Regions from separate parts of the Homo sapiens genome. Here region 1 is linked to region 2. Evidence: chromatin contacts called from ENCODE Hi-C or POLR2A ChIA-PET data. All regions are on one chromosome and are shown on one strand. The core of a region is the stretch at or near the end of the contact, and the rest is flanking DNA. Distances in the headings are between cores, read along the strand shown. Region 1 has its middle 120 kb from the start of OR9Q1. Region 2 holds the start of OR5B21 (olfactory receptor family 5 subfamily B member 21).

Region 1 (6,203 bases), core at 1,649-4,148, 600 kb after region 2:
CTACTGTAGACTCTTTTTGGGAAGGGAAATGATGACTGCTCTGTGCTCTAGCTCAGTAGCAGAGGTTTTGCACTTTCACAGTGGTGGTCGGGGTTTGATTCCCCACCTAGGAAGTAAGTCGTTTCTGGTTTAATATCTGTGTGACTTTGTCTATTCTCTTCTCCTCCACGGACTGTCTCAAATTTTCCTTTCTCTAAGCACCTGGGAGATTACCTTTGGTAAAGTTCAAAAGCCAGAAATATCGACCATTTGGCCTAAGAAATTCTAAAATTAAAGAGTGCTATGGTTAGAATAAGTTTAATTAAAAGTGGATATTCAAGCTCTAACAGCCTGGACTCCTTGGAGGAAAAAACAGGAGGTACCAAAGACCCCTTTCCTGGCCCTGTTCTTCCAAGGGCTCCAGCTTAACCCAGTAGTCCAATTAAGAAACTTAAAAACTGGCAAATGAAAAACCTTACAACTACTGTAGTCATCTTCTTCTGTCTTTCTATGTAGCCATATATGTGTTGTGTGTAATGTTTATATAAAAGAACTCTAATTAATTGGCTTAAACAAAAATATGCACTTAAATCAAATATTTTGAAAGCAAAATAAAAACTGTAATGCCTTTTAGTTCATGTGGCTTTAGTAATCTTTAAGAAACAATAACAGCTTTGAAAATTATTGATAAAATAAAAACATTCAGTCTATATTAGGCAGGTCAGATAAGTTTGCTAAATGCTTTAAGGTCATAAACTACTTCTTTAACTTTTAAAAATTGTTCAATTTACCTACTTTGAAGCCATTAGATTCTAGATAAGGCCTGGAAACATGGAATTAGCCATGCCCCCTGGCTATACAAAGATTATAAAGAAAGAGATTTTATATAAGAAAGGATCTTGTATGGTAAATTCTTGTCCTAAAGTAAAATAACTGGTTATTTAAAAGGAGGGCAAGTCAGAAAGTCAAAGAATGTCTCAGATGGTCTGTGTAAGTCGTGAAAGGATTTGTGAAAGGGAATTTATGCAAGAAACGTTGTACAATTCAAAGGTTGTTAGGCCTCCTAAATGCTTCATAAAATGCCACTATGACTCTTACTGTACAATTTGGTTGCTTAAGTAAGGTAAGGCCTGAGGACATGTGGAGTTAGCCACACCCCCTAGCTATGCTGGAGAGTCAGCCCTTATCTGCCTTTCTGCCTGGTATATCCTGGGTAAGGCTCCACACCTAGTACACAATTAAAATTACTTACTAACCAGGGTTTTCACCAAAGTAAGTTGCTAAAAGTTTAACATTGTCACATATAATTGAGACTATTGAAGAAACAATTTTACATGTAAGGTGTGTAAGGAAAGTAGAATGTACATTTGGTAAAAGATTATAAGAAGGCATAGGAATGTGGATTTTTTTGCCTAAAGAGTTGAAGAATTGTTTTAAGTTAGTTAGAATAAAGCTAAGGTTTAAACAAGTTGTGGAAGGTTTAAACAAGTTGTGGAAGGTTTATAAAAATTAATTGTAAGAGATTCTGTGTGTGAACACATTGGCTAAAGTTAAAGGGGTATTATTCAGTTTTTCTGTAAATTAAATAGAATAAAAGCACAACAGGTTTTTCTTAGAGTACTAATCTGCTCTTTCACAAAAAAAATGTAAAGGGTTATAAAGGTTTATAAGAATCTTACCTTATAGTTAAACATTAAAATTGGGTAAATATGTCTAAAGTTTTATTAAAAATTGGGTTTAACATTAATAATACATTAATACAATAATAATAATAATGCAATAATATACAGTCTGAAAAGGGGAGGCATGAATAATCCACCTCTTGTTTAGCTTATCATCAAAAAATAACCATAAAAATGAGCAATCAGCAGCCCTCGGGGCTGCCCATCTATGGAGTAGCCATTCTTTTATTCCTTTACTTTCTTAATAAACTTGCTTTCACTTTGTGCTGCAGACTCACCCTGAATTCTTTCTTGGCATGAGATCCACCAACCCTCTTGGGGTCTGGATCAGGACCCCTTTTTCCTGTAACACTTCCTTTGTTGGCCTGACAAATCTGTTTTGTCGTTGTTGTTGTGTTTTTTGTTTTTTGAGACCGTCTCGCTCTGTTGCCCAGGCTGGAGTGCAGTGGTGTAGTCACAGCTCACTGAAGCCTCCACCTCCCAGGCTCAAGCGATCCTACCACCCGGCCTCCTGAGTATCTGAAACTGCAGAGGTGCACTACCATGCCTAACTAATTTTTATATTTTTTGTAGAGATAGGGTTTCATCATGCTGCCCAAGCCAAGAATTCCTGGCCTCGAGCGATCCACCCGCCTCAGCCTCCCAGAGTGCTGGGATTATAAGCGTGAGCCACCACGCCCAGCCCAAATCTCTTTATTATTCTAGTTCCAGCATAAAGGTAACTTTTTCTGGGAAAACTTCTTCCTCTCTTACAGATAGAGTTCATTTGTGCTCTGGTTTGCCTTTGTTAAAGAAAAAACAAAAAGTTATCAGAAACCAAAGATTGAATGCTGAATGAAAACAAATTTTTTTACTTTCATGCAGGAAGCCTGATTCGGCACACAGTCTAGGAAAGCCACAGATCTGAGGATGCAGGAGGAGAAACAAGGCAATTTTCTAAAGCTAGAAGACCATAAATTGTCTCCTTCCCATGTTAGCAAACCAAAGTCTCTGGGTGTTACTGACTGGCTGCCAACACTTGGGTTTTTAATTAGACCAGATCTGGCTCTGTTACAGGTGGTCTTCTGCAGACACATGAGGTGGTTGGCCCAGGGTTGTGGCATCCGGCAGCCTCAGCTGAGTACGTGCAGTGCCCGAACCAGGGTGGAGTCACCCAGTTAGCCATGTGCAGTGTGCCTCGCGCGACAGCAGCCTAGGAGACCAGACAGGTTGATGACTCATGCTACCTCCATGCTAGCACTCACCACGCTGCACTACAAATGCCAGTTTTATGTTCTCTCCCAGTAGACATGAGTGACTAGAGCGTTTCTTTGTCAATGTTATGTCTCCAGTCACCCAGCCCCTGGCCCACTGTTGGAAACAGAAAGTATAAACCAAAAATAAAATTCTAAGCCCTCCAATTGACTGAATAGACGCCCCCTTCTTAGCCTGGGGACCCAAAGAAACCTGAAAAACTAGTTCAGGCCACGATGGGAAGGTGGAGTCAGACATGCCATATCCTCTTCTCCCTTTGGAGTTCAGGCGCAACTGACCAACATTAACAGTAAAACAGAGATCCTCAGACTGACAAAACAGGCTCTCTGTGGCAATAAGATACCAAATTCCAACCCAACTCTAGTATAACACCACATGACAGATAAGAAAGGAAATCACAGTATTTTACCCCAGAATATGTTTTTTACCATATTTTGAGAAATGACCCTACACAGCTATCTTTTGTGGGGGAAAATTTGCATCTGTAAAGAATCTCTGTTAACATAACTAGATCTATTCCTTTCCAGGCCCTTCCCATCCTGAAGAGATTAACTGAGAGTCTAGCACCTTTTAAAGGTCTAAATAGGAAACATTTGCCATCAATTGTCACTAAGGATAGCCACCTAAATACTTTCTCTGGATAATAAGAACCTTGATCCCCACAACCCCTTATCTTAATCCACACACTCCTCTCTCTTGATTCCAGGTCTTTAGATAATAACTTAACTCTTTTGACCAACTGCCAATTAAAAAAATATTTAAATCCACCTATGACCTGTAAGCTCCCCAACTCCCACCTCCCCCCACCCCACTTCAAGTTGTTCTGCCTTTCTGGACCCAACTAATGTATATGTCATATGTATTAATTGATGTCTTAATTGTTGCTTGACTAAAATGAGATGACGCAGCGAAGGGTCTGGCATAATGTGTCTGGCACATAAGAGCTGCTCAGCAAATTACAGCTCTCATCCTAGGGTCACATAAGGCTGAATAGTGGGCAGGAATCTTTCTCCCAAGAACAGGGACAGATGCCTCTTCATAAAGCCCAATATAACTGATATAACTGCTACAAAGTGTGCCAGGGCCGCATCTTTCCAGCAAGGAGCTGATACCCCACACCTCCTAATCAGCAAGCTGCACTCATAGCCTTTTTCCCATAGAGACAGCAATCTGGGAGTACCCACTGCCTTGCACCCAGCAGTTCTCCATGGGACAAGCTGTACCTAACTGTGTATGGGCAGTGGGAGCAGGCAGCAGTTCACAGTCTCATCTAATCCTAGGTTTTATTGTTACCTTTGTTTCCCAGAGGAGGTTGCACAGATAGGAAATTGTAACATCAGGATGCAGCCAGAGCCGGTGGGATCCAGAATACAGGCTCTTCCTCCAGCTCTGGGCAACCCCACTCATCACTCTGAGCCCTAGCTGTCTGTTCCTTTGAAGCCTCACTGCCACTGACTCCTCTTTAAAGCCCATTTTTATTTGTTGTGAGTGTTTGGGTTTTGCACCCCTAGCTAGACTATAAATGCTATGAAGGCAGAGAGTGTGCCTTACAGAGCTGGGGTTTATAATCAGGGCTCAATGAAATCTGGTCAAGGAATTATAGAATGGACCTGTCTAAACACCAACAGTGCTGCTCCCCAGAGACCCGGGTTTCTGCAAGAAATTCAGAGGCAAGTTTTTATTCCCTCTGAGAAAACCCTAGCGGCTCCCACGGGCTTCCTCCCTCAGGTGCTCAACATCTGCTCAACAATCCTGGTTCTGGCCAGGAGCTTCTGGTGAGCTCCACGACAGCTGCAGAGGGAGGAGGGAGCAAGAAGAAAAGTAGATGGGCAAGGTAAGAGAATTGGGAGGCCCATCCCCTCTGGGCAAATCTCCAAAGAGCCTATCTCCTGCAGGGAGAGGTCTCTGCCAGGGGCGTGGGGCAAGTGATTCACACCTGGGAAGAAATGCTCCGTTTCTCTCCACCAGCATGAGTTTAGGCAGGCTCAGGAGCACAGGGGAAGGGCCATGAGTCACTGACAATCAAGAAAGAATGGGGGAATGGGACAGGACGGAACAGGTCTCCCCTATTGTGTCAGCATCTCCAGCCTCCCTCCTGACCCCTGTTCAGAGGCAACCAAAGGCCCAAGGCCCTTTCTAGACCTCGGTCAGGGTCTCTCAGCCTTGACACTACTGACATATGGGGCCAGATAATATTTTGTGTAGGGCACTGTCCCATGCACTGTAGAATGTTTAGCAGCATACATGGCCTCTACCCAAGAAGTCAGTAGCACCCTCCCACCAGCTGTGGCAACCAAAGAAGTCTCCAGGCTTTGCCAAATGTCCCCTGGAGATTGGGAGAAATCAGCTGGCTCATTCTTCTTCCCTTCCTTATTCAGAATGTGTGGTGGGGTCTCAGCCTTATCTCCTCTCCTCTAGCTGCCTCTTCTGAGAAATCCCTGAAGATGATCTGTCAGGCCCTTATCACAAAAGGCCTTTGCTGCTGCTTCTTCCAGGGCAGTTGGCAAGAAGTAAATAATGATCATGTAGAAGTAAAAATTTCCAGAACTTAGAGAGGGAAGGAAGAGCCAGGAAGGGAGACAGGAGTCCCCATCTTACGGAAACTGAAAGTCCAGATGGACTGAGGCAGCACTGTCCAACAGAAACATAATGCAGGCCACAAATATGGGCCACCTGTGTTCATTTTAAATGTTTTGAGTAGCTGCATTCAAAAAATAGAAACAAGTGAAATTATTTTTGATAATGTATTTAACCCAATATATCCAAAATATTGTCAACATGTAATCAATATTTTAAAATGAGTAATCAAGTATTTACATTCTTATTTTTCCATACTAAGTCTTCAACATCCAAAGTGCATCTTCCATTTACAACTTATCTCAATTTGGACCAGCCACTTTTCTAGTGCTCAAAAGCCACATGCAGCTAGTGGCTACTATATTGGGCAGCACAGGACTGAGGTTTCCTTACAAAAGGTGAAGATCACCCCCACACTTCTCCTAGCACCAAGGGGCTTCCAAAGGCCAAGACCTTAACTACACAATGGAGCAATCTAGTCTCCAAGTTGATACAGTATTTGTAACTCAGAGAACAAGATACCCATTTCAAGTGCCCACTACCTCAAACACCATGTCCCCTCCTGGGCAGATAAGGCAGCCTGCAGGTTGTCTCTCTGGTCCTTTTCAGAGACTTGGACCTCAACCATTGTTCCACTTCACACCTCTTGTCAGGAAGAAAGTTATAAATCCCTAGGTTGTAAATTACCCTAACTCCATGCTATACACAGAC
Region 2 (5,927 bases), core at 1,929-4,428:
TGGCTGCCTTGAGTCTAAGTAGTGGATAATAAAGCGCAAAAGAGTGACAAACAATATAGGCCTTGTCTCTTCCCTTATGGAATTTATTCCATTGAGAATCTTCTTTAGAACTCCCCAAATGGGGGTGTGATGATTGGGGGTGATGCTTCAAACCCCTTTAGAAGCAATTTTGATGGAACTTTTTATTTCCAAACTATCTTAATGGCTTAGACTTCTCCTTCTCTCTTTATAACAATAATAATTCCTTAAATTTTAATGCTTTTTCAGGTTTTGACTTAATATTTTAACCTTAGATATTTCAGTATTCAACCGTAGATATTTTAAAAATATTTTTTCTCTTTCAAGACTCCTTCCGATATTTATTTTAGGTCCATGCAGAAAAGCCTGGGTTTTACAGGACTTGAGTGGGAGGAGATACAGCAGCAGCAGCAGGATTTGGATTCAGGCCTTGCAGCCTCCCAGGCTTGGTGCTGGGTAAATGAGGCCTTTTCTCTCTGCACTGACTCCAGATTTCTCCTTGCTGCTCTGGATCTCAACACATTTATTAACAGAGACTGCAATGCATAAACGGAAGGGTTGCCCATTAACGGAACACAGAAAGTACCTTGAATATTAATTGCCGGTAGAGGAACATGGCAGTCAGGGACAGTTCAATATGGCGGGGGCGGGGGGGTGGGTGTAATGGCTTTTAAAAACTGAACGTACAGCTTAAGTGAATAGACTCCTGTGGTCAATATTAACCAAGGAGATTGATCTAATAAGCATTTCAGAAGGTATTTTGGAAAATAATTCAGAATCCACCCTAAGTCAGCTGCATTTTATTCTTGGAATTTTTCCAGGTTTTCATCCTACCTTGTGTCTAGGAAAAGGTTGGTTTACAATATGGGAGGACTGGTATCTCTTTGGTCAAAGGACCACGTACTTAGCAAGCAGTTATCCCTTCCTGGGATCCCTCTACCAATAAGCAGCAATATTTGGCCAGAGTTCTAGACTTTAAACCAGTCACTTCACCTCACTGAGCCTCGGTTTCTTCATGTCTATATCTGCTATCTCTCTCTCTCTCTATCTAGTCATGCAATAATTAAATTAAGAAGTGAATGCAAAAAGAGTTTTATAAACTTTAGAACCACTGTTTTTTAAAAGCTCTAGAACAGTGGTTCTCAATCAGGGGAATGTTACCCTTCAGGGGACATTTGGCCACGTCTGGAGACATTTTTGACTGTTACAAATGGGAGGTGGTGGTGTTACTGGAATCTAGTGATTAGAGAGAGGCCAGGGAAACTGCTGAATATCTTACAATGCACAGGACAGCACTCCCTCTCCCCCACCACACCCTGCACCAAAGAACTGTCCAGCTCATAATGTCAGTAGTGCTGAGGCTGAAAAACCAGGCTCTGGAATTGTACAGATTTTACAGTTAAGCAGTTATGTGACCTTGAGGGGCACCACATCCTTCTGTTTCCAAATATGTAAGATCAGAACACTGCCTGTCATAGATTACAGGATATTGTGTTTGCTAAATTTGAGAGTATACACACATGTCAAAAGTCAAAAGAAAAACAAGTTAAAAAAGGCTGGATAAATATAATAGAAAGTGATGCTGGTCAGAAAGTCAATTAGTACATTACTGGATAGTAATGTACCAAGCTGACTGAGCCAGTTCTTATGAAACTAGCCACATCGTGTGTGTGTGATGGTCATCCAAAAAGGACAAGCTACACTATCCCCTTCTTTTTGTGTCACCAATCAAATTGCTGCTGTTACTCTTCAAGGTAAGCTAAAGTCCAGCAGAGCTGAAGCATTTTTCTCCTTTAATTCCTGTTTTCTCCTTTTTCCTCCTCTCTTCTCACATTTTCTCCCTCACTTCTTCTGAGTCTGCTCCCACTCACTCTGCTACTAGGAGTGGGGAAAGCCTGTGAACACCTCAGGTTGAGGAACAAAAATAGGAGAGAAAGAATGCTCTAAAATGAGGACAGAAACCTGTCTCCAGGCCTGACCATCTGCAAACTCACTGTTACTCCTGAATATTTTTCATATGACAAGTCTAAGCTAATATTTTGGCCCAAAGCACAAACCTGGTAGACAAGAGGATGATAGGATGTTTGTTGTGGGATTAAAGAGCATGAAAAATATTTCCATACTTTCCTATTGATGTTCTGTTTGATTCACCAAATATTTACATACATGTGTGAGGGGCCATGGTAAGGAGAGTGGACCAGAGGGGATGAAGATAGTTACTGTCCCAAGGGGCTTAGAGCTAGGTGAAGAGTGAGTGGTTGCCCAGCTAATTGTGCAATAATCAGCCAAGACTCAAGTGCTTTGAGGAGGGAGAGAAAGGAGGACTTAACTGGAATTAGGGTCTACAGCAAAGACTTCTGATAAGGGGTGAAAAAAGACATATGCATATACACAGATACACAAAGCCATTTGTATATATCAAATTTATAGTTTTATATTAAATATATATAAATACATACTCATATTTACATATACCATACTCCCTTTCAGTTGAACTACTGTTGAGGGATTAATTTATAAAGGCTTCAAAAGTTGTGGTTAAGATCTTTGGATTTAGTATCAAACAGACCTTGAGGGCACCACCTTGTCCTGCCAACACCTTGATTTTGGCCCAGTGAAACTGATTTGAGGCTTCTGGCCTCCAGAATTTTGAGAGAATAAACTTGTGTTGTTTTAAGGAAAAATAAATTTAGAAAATCTTTAGTGAGGCTATATTATTGGAAGTAGAATGTGGAAGACAATAAGTGATGGATGTTTTTATTTTTAATAATTAAATACATACAATCTTATATCCACATCATAATTTGTATTTATATGATGTAAATGTGTTAAAGAATTCAAGATGAATGTATGAACTTTAGATTCAGAAATATAAAGGGGTGAACTTTGATTCTGACCCCTAGATAGGCTATCTTGCTCAATATTCAGCTCCCTGAGCCTTAACTTCCTTATCTGTAAGATGGGCATAATAGCACCTATCTCATATGAATTAAAAGCTATAATATAACAGAGGGTTCTAGGATGAGTGTTACACACAGTACATTCTCTCTATACATTAGTTTTCTCCTTTTTTATCATTCCATCCTCCCTTCTCATACTTTCATTGGAATTTTGTTGACGCCTCTTCTTTAATCACCAGGCTAATTCAAGCTGGCCACAATGGAGAATAGCACAGAAGTGACAGAGTTTATCCTCTTGGGATTAACAGATGACCCCAATCTTCAGATACCCCTCCTCCTGGCATTTTTATTCATCTACCTCATCACCCTGCTTGGGAATGGGGGAATGATGGTGATCATCCACTCAGACTCCCATCTCCACACTCCAATGTACTTTTTCCTCAGTAACCTCTCCCTTGTAGACTTGGGTTACTCATCAGCTGTAGCCCCCAAAACGGTGGCTGCATTGCGGTCAGGGGACAAGGCCATCTCCTACGATGGATGTGCAGCTCAGTTCTTCTTCTTTGTGGGGTTTGCCACTGTTGAGTGCTACCTCCTGGCCTCCATGGCCTATGATCGCCATGCAGCGGTATGTAGGCCTCTTCATTACACCACCACCATGACAGCAGGTGTGTGTGCCCTCCTTGCTACTGGTTCCTATGTCTCTGGCTTCCTCAATGCCTCTATCCATGCAGCAGGCACCTTCAGACTCTCCTTCTGTGGTTCTAATGAGATTAATCATTTCTTCTGTGACATTCCCCCACTCCTGGCTCTCTCATGCTCTGACACACGCATCAGCAAGTTGGTGGTCTTTGTGGCAGGCTTCAACGTCTTTTTCACCCTCCTGGTCATCCTTATTTCTTACTTCTTCATATGCATCACCATTCAGAGGATGCATTCTGCTGAAGGGCAGAAGAAAGTCTTCTCCACCTGTGCTTCCCATCTCACTGCTTTGTCCATCTTCTATGGCACAATCATCTTCATGTACTTACAGCCCAACTCCAGCCAGTCCGTGGACACAGACAAAATAGCCTCTGTGTTTTACACAGTGGTGATTCCCATGCTGAATCCCTTGATATACAGCCTTAGGAACAAAGAAGTGAAAAGTGCTCTCTGGAAAATACTCAACAAACTTTACCCCCAATATTAAATGTGAATGGGAAGTAGGCAAGCAATTAAGGGATAAACTTTCTCTCACACCTAAATGCCATCATGACTTTTAACGTTTGACTGGTTTCAGTTCTTTCTTCCCCAAGAACAGCGGTTACTTCTGCTATTAGAAGATGTAAAAAGCAGCACGTTGAAAGTCTTACTTAGAAAGATAATCTTATATTTAGTGAACAACAACATGGGACAGTTAAGCTTTTCTTGCTTTAGTTTCTTGACGTGGTTTAAAGCAGAAGATTGAAGCATACAAATGAATGTACCAAATTTTCCTCATCCTGTTTTTAATTGTAAGAATTTTTCATTCACTATTAAACTTGGTGTAAAGATTTCACCTTCATTTTTATCAACTGAACACACAGTATCTTTTTTATTCTTTTGTTCTGCGAGTTTGAAAGTTGGACTTTCTGAGGTAGACAAAGGATGTTTCAATATTTTAAATGATATTTGAGAGAAAGTTGTAATTTAAAGGACAAGGCACTAGATCGAGTCAGGTAGCTGACGATTAAATCTTTCCAACCCCTTACTCTCCCTTCTCTACCCACATTCCTATCCTACTCACTAGTCATGTGCCTTTGTAATTTCCATTCCCTTTTGCTAAATCATTGGGGAAACATTACACCTTGTTATATACAGAAATATGGGAATGCTTTAATAGATGAATTACTTCAACTTTAACCTGACTAAATACAACTTCCTTCGGAGAGCCTACACTATCTTTTATGTTTCTTGTCTCTGTCTAACATAATTACCAAAACTTCCAGAAGGTTTAGAGAAAAAAAGCAGTTTTCCCTAGAGCTATGAAAAAATATATTTGTTTTCTGAATTAAATGCTTGCATTTCTTAGCACCCTTAAGTTTGGTGAATCTATTATGAAGATATATAATAGCTTTCTGGACTGTCTTTGCTTTTACTTTTTCAATAATTCAGCTCACCTCTGGGTCTCCATTGCATTCCGGTGTTCTGTAATTAGATGCTACAAGAATAAAAAAGCCTGCCTGGAAATTTACTTCTTAGGAACAGCACGGTGACGCACAGTGCTAGTACACCTTCAGGTCTTGTTTCATGTGCTAGATGGTGTGAGCAAATGTGTGTGTGTGGGAAGGGAGTGGTGATTAATTTCACTTCTCACGTATCAACTCCTTGATGGTGTTTATAACTACAGTTAATCTAAGTCACCACAATAGATCATGATTTCAAAATCTCCCCAAAAAACCCAACAAATTAATTTTGACCTTATAGATGAAAACCAGAAATCTTGGTTGGCTAACTCAGTTGGCTTAAAATGTCAATTTAGTTTTCAGATTATCAAGCTCCATTATGTACAGGGCAGCCTCTGTCTGAGGAGGATAAATCATAAGTCTTCTGGGAAAAATTGCAAAGAAGGAGTTATGGAACATGAGAAACATGAGAATAGCTTTCTCTGGCACATGGTTGCCATCACCTGAAAAGATCAGGAGCTTCTGAGCCCAAGGCCTAGACAACCTATACCTCCCCCATTCAGCCCCCTCCCTCCCCTCTTCTTTAGCAATGAGGCCTATTCAGCAACACACAGGAAGAACAGCCTTTACAGGCCAGGATCCACTGCATATAGGAATCTTTCTCATTGAAATCTACAGAGCTCAAGAGTATCTGCATTTGGAGAAGAGCCTGGGAAGCAGCTATCCAAGCACTGGGTGCATTCCAATCTCAGGTACACATTTTCCCTACTTGATATAATTGACTTTTTTCCCTCCTCATCCTGCTCCTCCTTCTTTACTTCATTTTATCCTTCTCCTCTTTTTCTTTCCCAACTTCTTTCTATGC

Evidence for each region. Hi-C counts contacts between places; a loop is a spot of excess contacts on that map. ChIA-PET counts read pairs that join two places held with the same protein, here RNA polymerase II (POLR2A). Pooled maps may share reads with other maps.
Region 1: a loop to region 2 is called in a map with no recorded cell type, with 6 times the contacts of the local background. The contact joins the enhancer-like site here to the promoter of OR5B21 in region 2. A Hi-C loop is called at or near these places in 3 of 37 single-sample maps with no recorded cell type and 3 of 50 pooled maps. POLR2A ChIA-PET finds 5 or more read pairs at or near these places in 1 of 52 experiments (HCT116).

Annotation. Positions count from the first base shown.
Region 1 is chr11:57,900,571-57,906,773 of GRCh38, reverse strand. No RefSeq gene overlaps it. Among named protein-coding and RNA genes, the nearest start is that of OR9Q1, 120 kb to the left of the region's middle. Within about 2 kb of position 2,898, at least 5 of the 41 ENCODE cell types and tissues checked have a DNase peak (open chromatin) inside an H3K27ac peak, as active enhancers do; they include HCT116, where a contact is called at or near this core.
Region 2 is chr11:58,505,356-58,511,282 of GRCh38, reverse strand. It overlaps OR5B21 (olfactory receptor family 5 subfamily B member 21), which reads left to right and starts at 3,178. Exons shown (of 1, transcript NM_001005218.3): 1 at 3,178-4,476. The coding sequence starts at 3,178. The coding sequence ends at 4,107. LOC105369313 (a long non-coding RNA gene) reads left to right here. Exons shown (of 5, transcript XR_007062673.1): 3 at 5,741-5,814.